Regions from separate parts of the Homo sapiens genome. Here region 1 is linked to region 2. The links are chromatin contacts, found by Hi-C in ENCODE. All regions are on one chromosome and are shown on one strand. Each heading gives the region's core, a stretch centred on a gene start or an enhancer-like site at or near the end of the contact. The rest is flanking DNA. Distances are from core to core; before and after follow the strand shown.

Region 1 (4,355 bases), core at 151-2,650, 110 kb after region 2:
GTCAGCAGTGAACCAAGTGATTCTCTAGGACTCACCAAGAAGTTACTGTGAGCCACTCTTCTGTTCATGAATCTGGCTGCAGTGACCTCCAAAGAATAGTGACTTCTCTTCCTTTTTCCTATTTCCAGATGACAGGCAAATGCCTCTCACTGACAGACTCAAACCTGACACCATATAGAGAAGAAGATTCTGAAAAAAGGAGTCTCTCACTTCCCCTTTACAATGCAGAAGACACCAAAGATGAAAGTAGTAATATCAAATTTGCTAAGGACACTCCAACAAAATGATCTAGCACTTTTATGTGAAAGACCCTTAAACCATGAATTAGAAAATGGATACTGTATCCTATAGTTTCCACTGACTTTGTTTCATCTGCCTAAACCTTACCCAGGCACTCCCATTGAAAGTGGGAATTTTTCTTGGCCACTCACCCTGAGAAACACTGAAAAAGAGAGACACTGTGGGGGGGCAAAAAAAAATTTATTCAGTCATCCCAGGTGTGGTGATGATGATAGTATTTCAATGAATCTTCATTGTTCAGTTCAAAATGGAAAGGCATCCAGAGGCTTAAAACAGGAGCTAATATTTGGAACACGGTTAAGTCACATGAGCACCTACATTCAATTCAACTAGACTCAAGAGCATTTTCTGTTTATAAAAAGTTCACCTGGCATGGGATAGAAGTAAAAAGATTAGATTTTCAGCCAACGTATTGCCAAGAATTACAATGAAATCAATTTTCTTTTTTCATAATTTCATACCTCCTAATCCATCTGACGTTAAGATGTCCGTTAATTCTTCTTCCTGAGAGAATATTTATCAGAGCATGTAAATAAACCAGAGAAGATTTTCACTTTAGAAATAGCAGAAGGTAAGAGGACTAAGGGGGAGACTGTTCACTTTCTAGAAAATATTTTGCTCGGTGTATACATATAACCTATTCAAGATAACATAAAATAAATATGAGCAGCAGAAGACACTTAGATTTGGGCTTACCAAAAGTTTTCCTTGTCTGCAACAACTCCAATCAGTCAGTAGTGGCTGAGAGAGCTGTGTTGAGGGGCCCAATGCTAAGACCTAGCTCAGGTTGGGGTGGGGAGGTGAGGGGAAGAATGCTGTGATCACCATAAGCAAAAGAGCAAAGGTGATGGCACTGTGCACTTGACATCTTTTCATTCATGTCATGTAAACCTTGGCAACCAATAAGTCTAGCATATCTTACTAAATTCAGCCATACATTATTTCCTAAATTATTATTTTTGTGTCACTTTCAAAAACCACCAAACAGGAAAGCAGGCCAAGTATTATTCTTCACGTTTTACAAAGGTGAACTCAGAAACTTAGAAATCTCAGATGGCTTGTTGAAATGATCTCACCCAGTAAGCTGGAAGTGGCAGAAGCCACACCAGAACACACCTCTCTGAGTCACACATCCGAGGGTTTTTCTCACAGTTCATGTAGTTTGAGAATAATTGGCATACCTCTTACGAGAAGCAGAGGGGAGGAATGACAGTGACTTTGAAAGTATTATAACCAGCTTCTCTACAAGCTAAGATCTGATTTAAAAAAAAAATTCTGTTTAGCATTAAGGAGAAAACGCTAGGGTAACATTTAACCATTCCTATGTCTGCCCTTTAAGGCCAACACATTGTTTCACGGGGACACATGTAACTGATGGCTGAATGTTTAACTTTGTGACTAAGAGCCTCAGCTAGCTGAGGAGAAGGGATTAATAGAGTGAAAGAGAAATAACAATGCTGACCTAATTCACAGGGATATAATTACCCAATTCACCATTGTAAAGTACTTTGAAAACAAGTGTGTTATAAATGCTAACTAACATTATTACCAAAACTAATTCTGTGTTACTATCTCATATCAAGGTTCCCAGAGTATTCCTTGGACATGCCCTGCCCTGCCTGCCCACTCCTGCGAGGTAGCATGTAAAAACTCTGACCAGCCGTGACACCTATTTTTCCCACACCTACTCCTCCTGTTCTTCTTGATTCACTTTTTCATCTTTCTTTATGGCTTCACTTCACTTCATACACAATCATGAAAGAATCTTTGCTTCAGTGATTGGCATTCCACAAAATGCCATTAAGCCAGAACCAGTTTTCCTCTTGCTTTACGGTCAGCTTTCCCTAGTGGTCATCCTATGTGAGCACAGTAGCCACTTCATATGCCAATAGGTGTTCAAAAAATGCCAATAAATGCATTGCGCCTCATAATTGTCCAGCCCTTTTATTTCTACAAGGCACTCTTCAAGCCCTTCTCTCATAAAAACTGTACAAGAAAGACCAGACAGGGATGGTCACTATGGACAGTTGAGTCAACTGATGCAATAAGAAGTTAAGTGGGCCAGGTGTGGTGACTCGCACCTGAATCTCAGCACTTTGGGAGGCCAAGCAGGGGGGTGGGGGGGGGTGGATCACAAGGTCAGGTGTTTGAGACCAGACTGGCCAACATAGTGAAACCCCATCTCTACTAAAAATACAAAAATTAACCAGGTGTGGTGGCACACACCTGTAGTCCCAGCTACTCGGGAGGCTGAGGCAGGAGAATCTCTTGACCCAGGTGGTAGAGGTTGCAGTGAGCCGAGATTGTGCCATTGCACTCCAGCCTGGACAACAGAATGAGATTCTCAAAAACAAACAAACAAACAAACAAGTTAAGTGACTCAGTTCCCATTAAAATGAGCAAGGAGATTGAAATATTCAACTTCACAAGTACAGCAGGTTAGCACAGTGTCTGATATGTCATAGGCTCTGAATAATACCTGCTGCATGAGTAAGTGAATGAGTGAACAAAATAATGAAGTAATGAAAGCATGTGTTGAAATTCAGTGCTGTGTGTTTTCCACTTAGCCACACTGATACCATTTTCTGTGTCAGAAAAAAATTCTAACCTGGTAAAATACTGCCCAGAGAAACAGTGCCAGGGTGAGGTGAGTCCTGCATCCACTTTTCCAGTAATCTTCTAAGACGGGTAGAGAAGATGCCAACAGAAAGCCCTGTTCCCGTGGAGTCCTTCATGGAAGAAGAATGGGATTAGACACTGACTGTTACTATCAAAGAGCATTTCTTGAGGGCCAATTATCATAACAGCTTACATTTGCAACTGCTTTGCCATTTGAAAAGCACTTTCCCATTCATTAGTCCATTTGATCCTTCTAATAATGCTGTGGAGAATGTGTCCTCATTATCCCACATTTTATCGATGAGGAAAATGAGCTAAAGGGAGGTAGGTAACTTGCTCAGGGTTTTATATCTCTCATAAACAGCAGATAAGTTCTGCAAACAAAACCTACCAGCTTCAAAATTAGTGTTCCTTCTGTTGCATTGTGTTGTCTTCCAAAACTCAGAAACTTGTCTCTAGGACCGTTTCCAGAGAAAAGTCAAATTCTCCATCACCACTGCCTACGCCTTCTGAGCCCATGCCCTACCACCCAAGCTTCCCCAGGCTCCTGACCAGGGGCTCAATGGAGTTGTCAGCTGGTCATATGCAATGTATAAACTTGATCACATTCACTTCCAAAGAAAGTGTCTGTGATTAAGAGCTCATCTAGTAGAGTCCTTTCTCTTTAATAATCCATTTTTAGATGACAATATGTCCAGATTTTACCTTCCAAAAGCCTATTGTCTGCCTAAATGCAAACAAATGACTAATGGAGAAATTTAGAGAATTTAGCAGGGAAAGCATTTTCGCTGCACGGAGGCCAGATTAAGACACAGTAGACTCCTATTTGTGAATTACTAACATAAGCATTGAATTTTCCAGGTGCTTTCAATAAGGATTTGTTCATTCACTCTTTCCTACAATGAGTGCTTCCTTCTACTTACAGGCTTGCAAAATGCTGCAATGTGATAATGAATAAGAATGAATGACTTCTAAAATTATTCAGTAAGTCCTGAATTCCTGCTTTCAGTAACTTCAACTATTTCATATGGCTTTTACCTGAAACAAGGTAGGCTTCGCCCTTCCCACTGCAGGTAAGAAAGAAGATTTGGAGCAACATTAATGCATGTTTCTTTGAAAGTGGTTACTTCATCTACTGGAGAACACCCTGGTTTTAAACTTTGCCAATATCTCTTTTTTGTTTGTTTGTGTTGTTCTGGTCTGTTGTGCTTTATGTATAGAGAAATACTTACTGATTTAAAAGGACCAATAAGTCTTTTTATTTGTAACTCAAAGTAACTCAGACAACCGCTAAATATCAGATTGAAGGTGTTAGATCCTCCCTCCCACCCTACTCTCAAGCTTACTGTCCATTTAGTCCATTTAGAGAGGAAGTTATATAGGGGTTAGGGGAGTAGAAATAACTCAGGTTTGAAAATCATCACTAAAAAAAGAGA
Region 2 (4,541 bases), core at 1,681-4,180:
TCATGATATTTTATTTTTCTATTTTATTTATGTAGTTTGTTTGTTTGTTTGTTTGTTTGTTTGTTTTTGAGACAGAGTCTCACTCTGTCACCCAGGCTGGAGTGCAGTGGCACCATCTCGGCTCACTGCAACCTCCGTCTCCCTGGCTCGAGCAATTCTCCTGCCTCAGTCTCCCAAGTAGCTGGGCTTATAGGTGTGCACCACCATACCCGTGTAATTTTTGTATTTTTGTAGTACAGATGGGATTTCATCATGTTGGCCAGACTGGTCTTCAACTCCCGACCTCAAGTGATCAACCTGTCTGGGCCTCCCAAAGTACTGAGATTACAGGTGTGAACCCCCATTCCTAACCCATTTGCATGCTATTTAAAGGAAGAATTGAAGTGGAGACTGCACTACCTGCCACTGCTATTTTGCTGGCAAGCACGGCCATTGAGATGTTCGGGTTTTAATGGTAGCATTTAGCAGATGAGAGGGTCCAGTCAGGCCGGCGCGGTGGCTCACGCCTGTAATCCCAGCATTTTGGGAGGCCAATGTGGGCAGATCAGGAGGTCAGGAGATCAAGACCATCCTGGCTAACACGGTGAAACCCTGTCTCTCCTAAAAATACAAAAAATTAGCCAGGCATGGTGGCAGGCGCCTGTGGTCCCAGCTACTCAGGAGGCGGAGGCTGAGGCAGAATGGCGTGAACCTGGGAGGTGGAGCTTGCAGGGAGCCAAGATAGTGCCACTGCACTCCAGCCAGGGCGACAGAGCTAGACTCCATCTCAAAAAAAAACAAAAGAAAAGAAAAGAAAGAAAAAGAAATTCAGAAATCAGGCTCCCATTTTGCTGATGCAGATTACAGCAGGTTCATAGGACTGACAACAATAATGGCTTCTTAATTATAGCACTTTGCTGGTGTTGACCACTTTCTGTTTGGTAGCATTGGCTACCATGAAGAATCTGCAGCTTCCTTGGTGGCAAGATACAGTATGGCAGACTTGGGAGTTATTTCTGAAAGTTTAACATACATTTAGTTTCTTCCACCCTCTGAGAGATTTTATAAGTTATTTAATATTCTCATAATTGGATCCTTATGGCTTAAATTAGCCAGAGTAGGTACTGTTTTTTAGAATTGAACTGTGGGAGATAAATAACTATTTCTGGATTCGAACCTGAGGGACTGGAACAGTGGTGGACACAAAAGAAAGAAAAAGTAAGGAAGATGAGAAGAGGATAGAGCCTGAAAGAGAAAAAGAAGACGTTTTCTTGCCTTATGGAGAAATTGAAATAGGCAGTATGACAAGAGGGAAGCAGAGCCAAAACAGGATTGAAAAACTTCAGTATATCCACAAAGCAACAAGCAAATATCAATAGACACACACCCTGGGACTTGAACACAGAAGCCCTGAGTAACCTGAATTATCAGGAAGCCTTTGGAAGCAGGCAGCACCCTGTTAGGAGGAGAGAGCTTCCAACATGATTGCTGAAAACAGAAAGATTCCTTGGAAAGCAGTTCCATGACAGTTTAGATGAATTCAAATGGTCTGTGTACATGTTTTGGACATTGTCACAAACAGGAAACATGGGATTGAGCCATTGGATACAGTGCCTGCCTTGCTTGTCAGCCAGGGCCACAGGGGCCAGTGCCAGCGTAATGCAGCAGAAACGCACAGAAACACTTGGGTGCCAACAAAACACAGAGCATCCTGGAGGCTGCTCTTAGACAACAGCGGGACAAAAATGCCTTCCCCACAGAATTTGAATGGTCAAAGAAAATCCCATAGTGTGAGGTACTGGAAATTGTTTTCTTAATGGAACATCAGAACGATTTACATAGTAATGGAACTGTCTAAAGTTTAGCAATGTCCTGGGTTTCCAGACTGCTCTTGCCAACGTTAGACCAAAGATTATACAGGGAAGGTTATGATAGATGTGAAATAGAAGAAAGGGAGAAACGAACATGACTATGAATCCATGGGTGTGTTTTGCAAGTGTTTATAATGTTTCATTTTATTTATTTGCTCATGTATTTGTTCTTTTGCTTTGTTTTTGCTCTGACCCATTCCACAAAACACTTAGGCAAGAGTTATTTGTGACATATTTAGTGCTTTTTACACTTTTATTTTTTGAAGTATGTGTTGGTAATCATTACCTTGATAATATATACAATCTGTTTCCTATCCTGCATCCTGTCGATGCTCCTTCTCTAGTGAATTTGTAAGGAACTTTTGATGAAAGCAAACAAAATATGCAATCATCAACATGCTTAACACTCACAGCCATCATTCTCATATGGAAAATTGTTTAAATCACCCATTCAAACATGTTCATTGTGGCAATCACACCACCTCCATAAATTGTGTTGTGAAAGAGAAAACACACACACTCTCCCACTGATGTTCCTGCCTACAATAACTCAAGGCAAAAGCTAAAGGCTACAATTTGCTGTCAGGCTGTCAAGTTCTGGACCCACTGGGCACGTTGATTTCAATTTTCCTTTCTGCAGATGCAATATCTGGCATCTTGGGGCTACAGAGACTTCTAAGTAGGAGATAACTACAATATTCTAAAAAGGAAGGGGAAAAAGAAGAGATTAACTCTCACAGCTTCCCAATGCATGTTAGCATAAAAATACAACAGTACTCTTTATAATTTTCATTTTAGAGGTTATGAAAGGCAGTTTAAACGTGGCTTATAAACTTCACCTGAATTATTCCGCAGTGTGTATCGCAGTATTCTGCACCACGTGGGTCCTGTTCACCTATTATCACAGAAGTTTAGAGGTGGAAGGGACAATAAATGTTTGACAAGGTGTTAACAGTCCATATCTCCATGTCTTCCATTCACGTGGCTCACCATCCACATATTCAGGAAGTACTTTTATCTTTCAAAACAGTTTGGTGATAAGAAAAGAAAATGCATCGTGTGAATGCACAAAGAAAAGTGCATTGTGATGTCACAATGGAGCAGCTTTGATTCTCTTTCCTCTGAACACTAGAGAGGCCATGTCAAAGCTAGACCCTGGGAGTCCAAGCACCTCTGCAAATCCACTTCTCACAAACATGATAATTATGATGGTAGGTAATGTTATCGGTCTATTTGTGTCCCTCCAAGCTTCATATATTGAAGTTCAGCCCCAGGATCTCATAATGTGATATTATTTGGAAATAGGGCCATTGCAGATATAACTAGTTCAAAGGAAGTCATACAGAAGTAGGGTGGGTCCTAATCCAATACAACTGATGTCCTTATACAATTGGAAATGTGAACACAAACATGCACACACGGAGCATGCAGGTGAAGGTGAAGGCAAAGATCTATAAGCCAAGGAATGCCAAAGATTACCAGCAAACCATCAAAAGCTAAGAGAGGGATGAAACAGATTCTCTGTCACAGCCTCAGAAGGAACCAACCCTGCTGGCACTTTGATGTTGGACTTCTGAATCCTAGAACTGTGAGGCAACACATTCCTGTTGCTCATGCCATCCAGTATGGCACTTTTGTTATAGCAGCCCTAATACAGACAAAGATACTAATTAATTAAAACCATAAACCTCTAATAACATGAGCATATATCATAGAGCTCTTTCAAGATTATTTCCCCAAGTCAAGAAAGACATAGGGCAGAGATTTTTGTTTTAAATGAGCTGATGGAAGTGATGGGACTTACTCTCAGCTTACACTCAAAGGCAATAAAAAAAGCTGAGTCTAGAAAGGTGTTTCAGAACTGACTTTCTGCAGATTCTGTGACAATAGTCCCTGGCCTATATTGGTGAAAAGAACTGGAAAGGAGAAGAAGACTATGACTCCTAGATAGTCTCTGTTCTCTCCTGTCTGTTTCACCAGGTTAGCAATGCATCTTCAACAATAAAATGTTGAAGGAGATGGGTGCTATAAACTCAGATCAGAGTGGGAGTGTGGGAGTAGAAATAACAATGACAATAATAACATCTTTGCTTCCATAAAGTTTTCCCATTATCTATCTCTTTGAACTTTACCTACAAATACATGAGATAGTAGCCCACTTATTATTATCCATTTTTGCAGAAAGGGAAGCTGAGACTCTAAGAAGTAAAATGAATTATTCAATCAGTTCAGGCCACAGCTCGGCCAATGCTCTTTCTAGGAAACCATGCTTGAAGAAAATGCTTTCCATGGAGAATTTGTGTAAGAACATAGTTACAAAAATAAAAAAGGAGCCATTAAACTTCATTAAATTCCTGAGGGTTCTGAATCCTTGCTGCTTGACTGATGCAAGCACATGTAGGAAGGTGGCCTGGGAAGGGATGGTGGAGTGAACGAACTGAGAGACCCCTGAGGAATACAAGGACTCCCTTCACTGTTTGAAAAGTAGTAGAATAGAGCTTCCAATGTGCCCTCTGGATCTAGTATACATGAATAAACTCAAGAGAGGGCCACACCAGGCCTGCTGGCATTGGTCTACCCAAGCAGAGCTCCTGGGACTATGTGGCCACAGCCTCTGCACACAAGGCTCTAACCTACCATTTGATGGCAGCAGCCCAGGGTTAAACCTCTGCAAACAAGGGATTGATTGCA

The links. Hi-C counts contacts between places; a loop is a spot of excess contacts on that map. Pooled maps may share reads with other maps.
Region 1: a map of natural killer cell shows a loop between it and region 2 (2.1-fold over the local background). The contact joins the enhancer-like site here to the promoter of LINC01478 in region 2. A Hi-C loop is called at or near these places in 2 of 168 maps with a recorded cell type or tissue (esophagus muscularis mucosa and natural killer cell) and 1 of 50 pooled maps.

Annotation. Positions count from the first base shown.
Region 1 is chr18:44,636,256-44,640,610 of GRCh38, forward strand. No RefSeq gene overlaps it. Among named protein-coding and RNA genes, the nearest start is that of SETBP1-DT, 41 kb to the right of the region's middle. Within about 2 kb of position 1,401, at least 3 of the 41 ENCODE cell types and tissues checked have a DNase peak (open chromatin) inside an H3K27ac peak, as active enhancers do.
Region 2 is chr18:44,528,767-44,533,307 of GRCh38, forward strand. LINC01478 (long intergenic non-protein coding RNA 1478) reads right to left here and starts at 2,931. Exons shown (of 5, transcript NR_110792.1): 1 at 2,690-2,931. LINC01601 (long intergenic non-protein coding RNA 1601) reads left to right here and starts at 3,013. Exons shown (of 5, transcript NR_131768.1): 1 at 3,013-3,061.